2 separate regions of the Homo sapiens genome follow, and region 1 is linked to region 2. Evidence: chromatin loops called from intact Hi-C (ENCODE). Cell type or tissue: transverse colon. All regions are shown on one strand.

Region 1 (5,000 bases), 220 kb before region 2:
CAGCTTCAAAAACAAAACAAATACCAAGAGAAATAAATGTTCAAACATCTCCCATTTCAGACGAATTTTAGAACTGTAAAATCCCTCCCCTCAAAAATTAAACTCCAAATTACCTATAAAAATGGCTACTAAAAACGATAAGCTAGAAAATACCAGAATAACATCTTCCAAGTTCTAAAAGGAACTGCTATAAATCCAGAGATTTGTATTCAGTTAAACTCTCATTGAAGAACAACAGAGAAATAAATAGTTTTCAGACAAACTGCAAAAAATGTCATGAGGACATGTCATGAAATGAACTTCTGAAGGATGTATTCCAGAAAGAACAAAATCACACCGAGAAAAATTACACAAATTTCAAAACTGAAAGTAAGCAAGATTCTGGGAAACAGGAAGGTCAATCTCGACAAACACAATTTTCATCAAAAGAGAAGAATGTCCAAGAAAAGGTGACTAAAAAAGTAAGTGCAATGGGAAAAAGATCTGAACAGACACCTCCCCAAAGAAGATAGACTGATGGCAAACAGGCATAAACCCATGAAAAGATGCTCAACATCATGTGTTATTAGGGAATTGTAAATTAACACAACAATGAGATACCACAACACACATACTACAATAACTAAAATCCAAAATACTGACAACACCAAATGCTGGTGAAGGTGTGGAACAACAGGAACTCTCATTCATTGCTGGTGGGAATGCAAAATGGTTCGGTTCCCTTTTATTTGACATGGATACCACCATGAACACCTGAATGCTACCTGTGGTAGCACTGAAGCCTTCGTGCCGTATGTTTTTTCCTGTACAGCAACGGGCAGGTAGCATATACAGTATAGATCCACCACACAAAGGGATGATCACATTGCAAACAGAATGGAGTAGGGTGACATGAGGAACAAGATGTTTAAGGGATAGATAAAGAGATAGATAAGTAGATACAAATATAGACTGTGAAATGATTGTCAAGCTAATTAACACTTCATCTACTTTTTTTTTTGTAGTAAGAACATTTAAAATCTATTCTTTTAGATTTCTCAAAGAACTTAAAACAGAGCTACCATTCAATCCAGGATTCCCACTACTGGGTATATATCCAAAAGAAAATAAATTGTTCTACCCAAAAGACACAGGCTCTCATATGTTCATCACAGACATGTTCATTGCAGCACTATTCACAATAGCAAAATCATGGAATCAACCTAGGTGTCCATCGAGGGTGGATTTAATAAAGAAAATGTGGTACAAATACACCATGGAATACTACACAGCCACAAAAAAGAATGAAATCATGTTTTTTGCAGCAACATAGATGCAGCTGGAGGGCACTATCCTAAGCTGATTAAGGTAGGAACAGAAAAGCAAGTACCACACGTTCTTACTTAGAGGTGGAAGCTAAACATTTGGTACTGGCAGATGTAAAGTGTTCAGCAATGGACACTGGAGGCTGCTGCTGGTGGAGGAGGCAAAAGAGGGGAAGAGTTGAATAATTAACTGTTGGGTACTATGCTCACTACCTGGGTGACAGGATCAATAATACCCCAAACCTTAATATCACACAATATGCCCATATAACAAACCTGCACATGTACCCCTGAATCTAAAATAAAAGTTGAAATTATTAAAACATCTTCTCTTTAAGCAATTTTGAAATATGCAAACATTATTATTAACTATAGTCACCAGGATGTGCAATACATCACTGAAACTTAACCTTCCTGTTCAACTTAAACTTTATATCATTTGGCTGACATCTCTTTTTTCCCCATCCACAACCTCCCCTACTCCAGCCCCTGGTAATCACCATTCTACTCTGATTCTATGAGTTCAACGGTTTTAGATTCCACATATAAATGAGACCATGTGGTATCTGTCTGTCTTTGGCTGGCTTATTTCACTTACCATAATGGTTTCCAGTTTCATTCATGTTGTTGCAAATGACAAAATTACCTTCTTTTTAAAGTCTGAATACCATTGCATTGTGTGTACCACATTTTCTTTACCCATTCATCCAATAATGGACACTTTTTTTCCTATCTTGGCTATTGTGCTATGAACATGGCAGTACAAATATTTCTTTGACATACTAATTTCAATTTCTTTGGATATATACCCAGCAGTGAGATTGCTGGATCATATGGTGGTTCTATTTTTAATTTTTTGAGGAACTGCCACACTGTTTTCCATAATGACTGTACTAATTTAAATTCCCACTGACAGTGTACTTTGGTTCTTTTCTCCATATACTTGGCAACACTTGCTATGTTTTGTCTTTTTGACAATAGCCAATCTAACAAGTATGAGGTGTGAGTTAATATCTCACAGTGGGTTTTATCTGCAGCTGCCTGATGATTCACGATGGGCATTTTTTCATATATCTGTTGGCTATTTGTGTGTCTTCTTTTGAGAAATGTCTGTTCATGTCCTTTGCCCCTTTTTTGATCAAGTTGTGTTTTTGCTATTGAGTTGTTTGAGCTCCTGAAATTCTTTTATGAGCTTAAAATTTGTATGGTTGGGCATGGGGGCTGTGGAGCTAGGATTGCTTTGCAATCATCTGTCCAATGTTCTCATGCTTTTCCTAGATGTGTTCCTCATTGAGTAACCAGCCACGCACACACCATTTCCCTCCCAGATGATGACCAAATTCAGGAATGGCCGTAGCCCCAGCTTCCGCATTTTAGTTCCCAATGGTTTCACTTCCTCAGCTTCTGCCCATGGATGCCCTGCCTCCTAATATTTACACACGTCATAGGGCACAGAAGTATGGACAGAAGTCTAGCTCTAATTCCAAGATAGAACTGGATTTCCCATACATTCTCAGTTTATACATGTATGCTGGACTCTAATAATGAGGTTATGCTTAACGAAATACAACCAAATTACAGGCAAATACTGTTGAATGAAAGAGTCTTTTAAAATCATTATTTATAGCATGTCTTACCTCTGGAAGTTAGCTGGTCTTTTTTCTGTTTTTTCAAGCAGATACAAAGATGTTGCCACCAGAGAGCACCATGGTACTGCCTTAATCTTTATATGTCACTTTTTCATTAATCCCTCATTTCAGGGGTGACAAATAATAGCGACGATAATTTAAGCCAAATTTGGAAAATTCTTTCATTCTATTTCTGAATTTAAAAATCAATTATGAAAACATTTTAAAATTGTGTTTTTAAACATCCTAACATAAAAATTTTTAAACAGTTTTGCTAAAAATTGATTCTGGTGATTCAATGTTAATTATGTTTTACATAGGTAAGTTCATATGCCATCTATTTGCTGATTCTCATGAGATGTTTGTGCTAATAATTTGTGGGTTTTGTTACTTTAAGTTAGGTTTAGTGTAAAAGTCTAGGTTCATCCTATTTATGAATCTTGAGAATTGCTGATGTGTCTTTGAATATTGTTTCAGAATTATGCCATTCTTTTACTGAATACACATTTATGCCTATCTTTCCCCTTTCCTCATCTGCGACTCAGTAAATAATATCTAAGGGTACCTTCAGATCTAATTGTCTATTATTTTACACCAACATCTTCAGAATGCACTAGCCAGAAAATACTGCTTCAGTGATACAAAACATGAACAATGTCTGTGTGAGTGAAATTGGACTGTGCAATTATGTTCTCTTTTATAACCCTGATGATGTTTCTAAAATAAAGCTTGTATGCTCAGACTCCCCAAAGGAGTAAACATACTAGAGTTTCTTCATCCTTTGAATGATCATAATTAGATAAAATAGGCACCAGTGTTTCCATTGTGTGATATATGCTTCATACTCCATTTTCTGAAGTGCCTGACAATACAAAATTGTGTCTGTATGATCAAACTTTGTGTTTGGTCAAGTATGGTATTACCAGTGTGCTTATCAAGCTTAATCAGAAGGCATTACCTGAATAACGTTTTATGATATGTAAAAAATACAGTCTCATATGATAAATATAAGCTACCCCTCAAGACATACAAAATAATTCACTGCTAGTTTTGAAAGCTATGACTTCAAATTAAAATGTGTAGAAAATACTCCTTATTACAGCTCTTCCTGTACTGGCTCTAAAGAAATAATCCAATAATCTATTGATTATTTTCCTCATAGACATTCCTTTAACAATGTAAAGCTTCTGTATTTGGGTTTTGTTTCTGGTAGGGGGAGCAAAATTGTGAAAGGGACACAAGAAAATGTCAATAGTTTATATGAAAGAAATGCAAATTTTATGATTTAAAATAACAGAAGACATGCTATCACGGGGAAGGGGGCATCTGTCACTATAGCTCTAAAATTATATGTCTCTGATGTTCAGTTAAATGGAATATTTGTGCTTCAGGAAACTTTAATTTGGGTTAAACCTGTGGCCATATTATCAATATATATGAGCCTTCCTTATTGGCTTCTGGTGGTGATTAAATGAGAAAGGTAAGGGATAAAGTTCTCTCCAGATTCATTTAAACGACTGTCTCAAAAACTGCTCTCCAGAGCACTACTCCAGGAAGAGATCAGGGCGTTTTCCACAGAAAAAAAACTGATTTGGTGATCAGAAAAGTATAGAAAAGCCCACTTAACATATCTCCTTCCTAAAGATTCACAATGAACATTATTATTTAAGAGCTTTTTGAAGTGCAAATCCATGAGCTTTTTAACCCTGAGCAATTGCTACCAAGCTAACTCTGAAATTTACTGCTTTTAGTCAAAATACACTCTTCAGCTAATGCTTTCTTCCAGCTGGCTGTCTTCTTGCCTGCCCTGTGTCGTAAAATGGGGGTCCCTTACTGCATTATCAAGGGGAAGGCAAGACTGGAATATCTAGTCCACAGGAAGACCTACACCACTGTCACCTTCACACAAGTGAAGTCAGAAGACAAAGGCGCTTTGGCTAAGCTGGTGGAAGCCATCAGGACCAATTACAACGACAGATACTGTGAGATCCGCCGTCACTGAGGCAGCAATGTCCTGGGTCCCAAGTCTGTGGCTCGTATCGCCAAGCTCAAAAAGGCAAAGGCTAAA
Region 2 (5,000 bases):
GTGGTAATGTCCCTTTTGTCACTTCTTATTTGTTTATTTGGGCCTTCACTCTTTTTTCTTTAGTAGTCTAGCTAATGGTTTATCAATCTTATTTATTCTTTCAAAAAAACAAACTTTTGATTTTGTTGATCTTTTGTATTGTTTTTAGCATTTCAATTACATTCAGTTCAGCTGTTATTTTGGTTATTTCCTTTCTTCTACTGGTTGTGGGGTTGGTTTATCTCTTGTTTTTCTAGTTCCTCTAGGTCTGATGTTAGGTTGGTTGTTGCGGGAAGTCAGGGACCCCGAATGGAGGGACCAGCTGAAGCCATGGCAGAGGAACATAAATTGTGAGGATTTCATGGACATATATTAGTTCCCCAAATTAATACTTTTATAATTTCTTATGCCTGTCTTTACTGCAATCTCTGAACATAAATTGTGAGGATTTCATGGACACTCATCACTTCCCCAGTCAATACCTTTGTGATTTCCTATGCCTGTCTTTACTTTAATCTCTTAATCCTGTCATCTTTGTAAGCTGAGGAGGATGTCTGTCGAAACAAGACCCTGTGATGGTTGCGTCAACTGCACAAATTGTTTGTAGAGCACATGTGTTTGAGCAATATGAAATCTAGGCACCTTGAAAAAAGAACAGGATAACAGCAATGTTCAGGGAACAAGAGAGATAACCTTAAACTCTGACTGTTACACTATTACACACAGTATAATTACACACATTGTATCACACACTGTGTAATTCCACACACTGTGAATTGCACACAGTATCACACACACGGTGTAATTGTACACACTCCATTACAAACTGTGATTACACAAAATCACACAGTATAATTGCACATGCCATATCACACTGTGTAATTGCACACGCTGCATCACACACGGTGTGATTACACACTGTATCACACACTCTAATTGCACACACACCATATCACACAGTGTAATTACACCCTGTATCACACACACTGTAACTGCACACACTGTATCACACAGTGTGATTGCACACACACTGTATCACAATTGCACACACTGTATAACACACATGGTGTAATTGCACACACTTATCACACACAGTGTGAGCTGTGGGGATTGTTTGGCTGCTCCTTTCTGATGGCTCTTTCCAGACTCTCAGTAGTTTCCACCCACCCATGCTCATTCAGTGCTAAACCAAAGACCAGAGGAGATCCCTCTACAAATCTCCAGACCTCTTTCCCTTTCCAGCATTTTGTCCTGCAAATTCTGGCCACTGTGGCTCCCCTTGTTCTGAACTCAGTTTCCCCAAGTCAGTGAGCTCACTGGGCTCTCTTTGGATCCCTCCTGTGCTGCAGACCAGAAACTCTCCAGGAAGCACACGGCACTTCTAAGCCTTGCCGCGTTTATTTGCCATCTCTTAGCAATGTTGGCCAACATCTGAAATCTACTGTTTTATGCATTTTGCCCAGTTTTCCACTTGTTCAAGGTAGAAGTTGAAATCTGGTCTCTGTTATTTCATTGTAGCTGGTGAGTTTTTTTTCCCAAATTGGCGAGATGTAGGTGTACACAAGTACAGTCCATATGTATTTAGATAATGGGCAAAATTAAGCTATTAGAGTGACAAGTGCTTTTATACACTATTTAGGGTATGTGTATTGGTATGGTTCCTGAAACAGCATATATCCTGGAGAGACATATAAAGAGTTACATTTCTATCCAGCCAGTAAGGATGATTCCCGTTGTTTATAATACAGTGGGGAAGGACAACTTCATGTCCAAACAGAACTTGTGTTTAACATTTTTTGATATTTGTTTATAAATTTTGATATTAAAATTAAATAATCCATTGAAAATAATGTGTTAAAACTATGTAATGAGAAGGACTTATGTTTATAATAAATTATTAAATGAAAACATAAACTTCCAAGATACCCTCTCTTTTCCTCTATCTTTCTGCATTTGGGAAATGCGGTCTTAGTGACTTAGGTGAACTGCAGCATTAATTTACAAATTTGAAAAAAAGATTTAATAATTCATGAAGGTTATCTGAAAGGGTAATATATAATAAACAACAGATACGCCTCTGAAAGAGCATATGTTGCCACTGGACACACCTCTAAAGAATACATTTTATTGCATTAATCACATTTATGGTGCCTTTATTATTTCATTATATAAATATATAATCTCATCAAGGTTCATTTTATATTTAAGAACAATCCAATTTTTATTAATAAATTGAATACCAATAGGAAAATAATAGCATGGGAAAATCTAATCAATGGATAATTGAGGCCTAAAGCAAAATTAGATTATTTTGCAAGATTTAATCCCAAAGGAAATTAGATTCTGTATCTTGCTTTTATAATTCTCATTTTAAGAAATTAAAAATTTTGTATTAAAATATTAGAAGATAAATCCTGTGATCATTTTGGGTATCTTATTATACCCATTAAAAATTTTACTTAAAAATGTATAACCCCTCATATGCTAATTTGTAATGTTTACGCTTGTAAGTATTTGAGTCTATTAACGAATTTTATATGGCTCTATTAATCATTACAAAAGATATACTCACCAAGCCCTAAAAGTAAGTCCCAAAGATTAAAAAAATCTAGAGAACTATAAAAGATATTGGTTTTTGGTTCCAAAGAAAGTCAAGCAATAGAATTACAATTCATTCAAAAAACTATTTTCATTTTTTCTCTGTAGTTCCAAGGCTTTGTGACAATTCTAAGAGGTATCAGACACTATCCTATTTCAAGTATTCAGTAGATAAGGGAGTTGGTTTAGAATCAAGCAGACTTTGTTTTGAACTTAAATTCATTTTTTGCCTTATTGACTTTTGACTTTTCAGTTTATTTTCCTGGATTTCCATTTTCTCATCTATAAAATGGTGATTCTGGCATATCTCATTGTCTAGTACATAATAAGGGCTCAGTAAAGCTACTAACTTACTGAAAGGAAAATATATTTCTAATGTCAGTGCCATGGTGACAACAGCATCATAGTAAATAAAAAGAACTAAAAGCTCAGGTGGTTGTAGAGCTTGTGTAAATGTGAGGTCCATGTTCATCATCACTGCCATCTAGTGGCAGTGTGACAAACCGCACTGTATACTCTCTTCCTCTTATAAAGCCACCAGTCCCACTCCTGTGACAACCCACTAATCCATTAACCCATTAACCCATAAATCCATGAATGGATTAATCCCCTTCTGAGGGCTCTGCCCTCACGACCCAATCACCTTTCAAACGCCCTACCTTTCACTTCTGCCACGTGGGGGAATAAATTTCCAGATGAGTTTTGGAGGCAACAGATAAACCATAGCAGTTTGGTGATAGAGAATTTTAATATCATAGAATTTTATGATAAAATAAGACAATTAATGATAGTATGCTTAACAAAGGTAAAAATTACTCTCCAAATGTGATCATCATAGCAAGCCGAGGTTTTGCTGACAAAGTAAGTTTCATCTCCTGAGTAATTTCATAAATCAATGGAAATTATCTTTTTTTCTGTATCTAGTAGACATACTGACTATTCCTTTGAAGCCAAATAGTGCTAGGACTTTTTCCTGTGAAGTGGTATGAGAAGTAAATCCTTTCTGTGTAACACTGGCTATGAAAATTATACTATAGTTTTTAGTTTATCCAATGAAAGAAATTCTCTTTAAGAGATCATTTTTACAAATTTTAATAGCATATTGGTAGTACATTCCTTTAAACAGGTCAAAATTTAGTTCTTTATTAAGCTGATAATAATAGTTGTATAGCAATCTTTCCCATAGTTTATTAATTTATGATCTCGCTGAACATATTTGTTTTAAACACATTATGTTTTGGGGATGTGTTTAGACATACAAAAGGGATTCTTTTTACTTTGTTGATTTTCCCTATTCTAATTTTTTCATAGTCTTCCATTAAGGGCTCCTCTTTGAATGATTATTTTAAAATTTACCTTCCTCTTACATTGTTTTCCAAATCAATCTTTTTCCCTTTCTAAAATAGTACTTTTGGGGCCACGCGCGGTGCCTCACGCCGCAATCCCAGCACTTTGGAAGCTCGAGGCGGGTGGATCACGAGGTCAGGAGATCGAGACCATCCTGGCTAACACAGTGAAACCCCGTCTCTACTAAAAATACAAAAAAATTAGCCCGGTATGGTGGCGGGTGCCTGTGGTCCCACCTACTCGGGAGGCTGAGGCAGGAGAATGGCGTGAACCCGGGAGGCGGAGCTTGCAGTGAGCCGAGATAGCGCCATTGCACTCCAGGCTGGACGACAGAGCGAGACTCCGTCTCAAAAAAAATAAATAAATAAAATAAAATAGTACTTTTATTTAGTTAAAACAAATGTCATAATAGGAAGGTTATCAACACAGAATAGTAGTATACAACAGGTTTTGATTTTGTTTGCATGAATCCTCGTCAATATTGCCTCTAAAACTTCAAAAACTAACCAGTTAATAAACATTAGCCGTCTTCACCTTAGCAATTTCACATGAATCCGTGGAAAACATATGCTCCTGACATATTCATATATCCTAAAACGCTTTTGTGCTGTATGTCTATTGACAATTCGTACGGTATTGCATTTTGATTATGCAAAATGACATACAGAGTAATTTATTCCTACGCTGGAAATAGAAAAGTTACCTAAGCCACAAGCCCCAGGGTACTGTTAGCAGTGTCTGTTCACAATAATCACAATGAATTTCATGCCTGTGGCCTATTTTCACATTGCAGTATTCTGGGCCCAGAGCTCAGACAAGCTGTTCTGCTCTGAGGCACGCATAACAACTAGCAACAAGCATTTGGGGCTTCCTATTGAACATCTGTTGCAAGAGCAGAGAGATATAATTACAACGCAGTGCCCCATTTCTTTCCTCCTAATCCACCAAGAATCATTTTTAATAGTTTTTTTCTATTATTTATATGGTTTAAGTAAATTATTCAAGGAGATGTTGATTGTAAAATGGTTCTTTTGTTCCCAGCCTGTTTTCCTTGGGTTCGTTGTCAGGTGACCTGA

What was found. Hi-C counts contacts between places; a loop is a spot of excess contacts. Peaks named below come from ENCODE experiments on the same cell type or tissue, not always from the same donor. Only the 100,000 strongest peaks of a DNase experiment are listed, where the experiment ranks them.
Region 1: it touches region 2 in a loop (8-fold over the local background); 65 of 110 quality-filtered maps call a loop at or near these places.

Annotation. Positions count from the first base shown.
Region 1 is chr13:22,798,578-22,803,577 of GRCh38, forward strand. It overlaps the pseudogene LOC124903254 and the pseudogene RPL7AP73. Among named protein-coding and RNA genes, the nearest start is that of LINC00621, 120 kb to the right of the region's middle. In transverse colon, no CTCF peak of the experiment used is centred here; a DNase peak (open chromatin) is centred at 2,654; H3K27me3 peaks cover 638 bases.
Region 2 is chr13:23,017,380-23,022,379 of GRCh38, forward strand. No RefSeq gene overlaps it. Among named protein-coding and RNA genes, the nearest start is that of LINC00621, 100 kb to the left of the region's middle. In transverse colon, a CTCF peak has its summit at 3,065 (motif pointing left); a DNase peak (open chromatin) is centred at 3,069.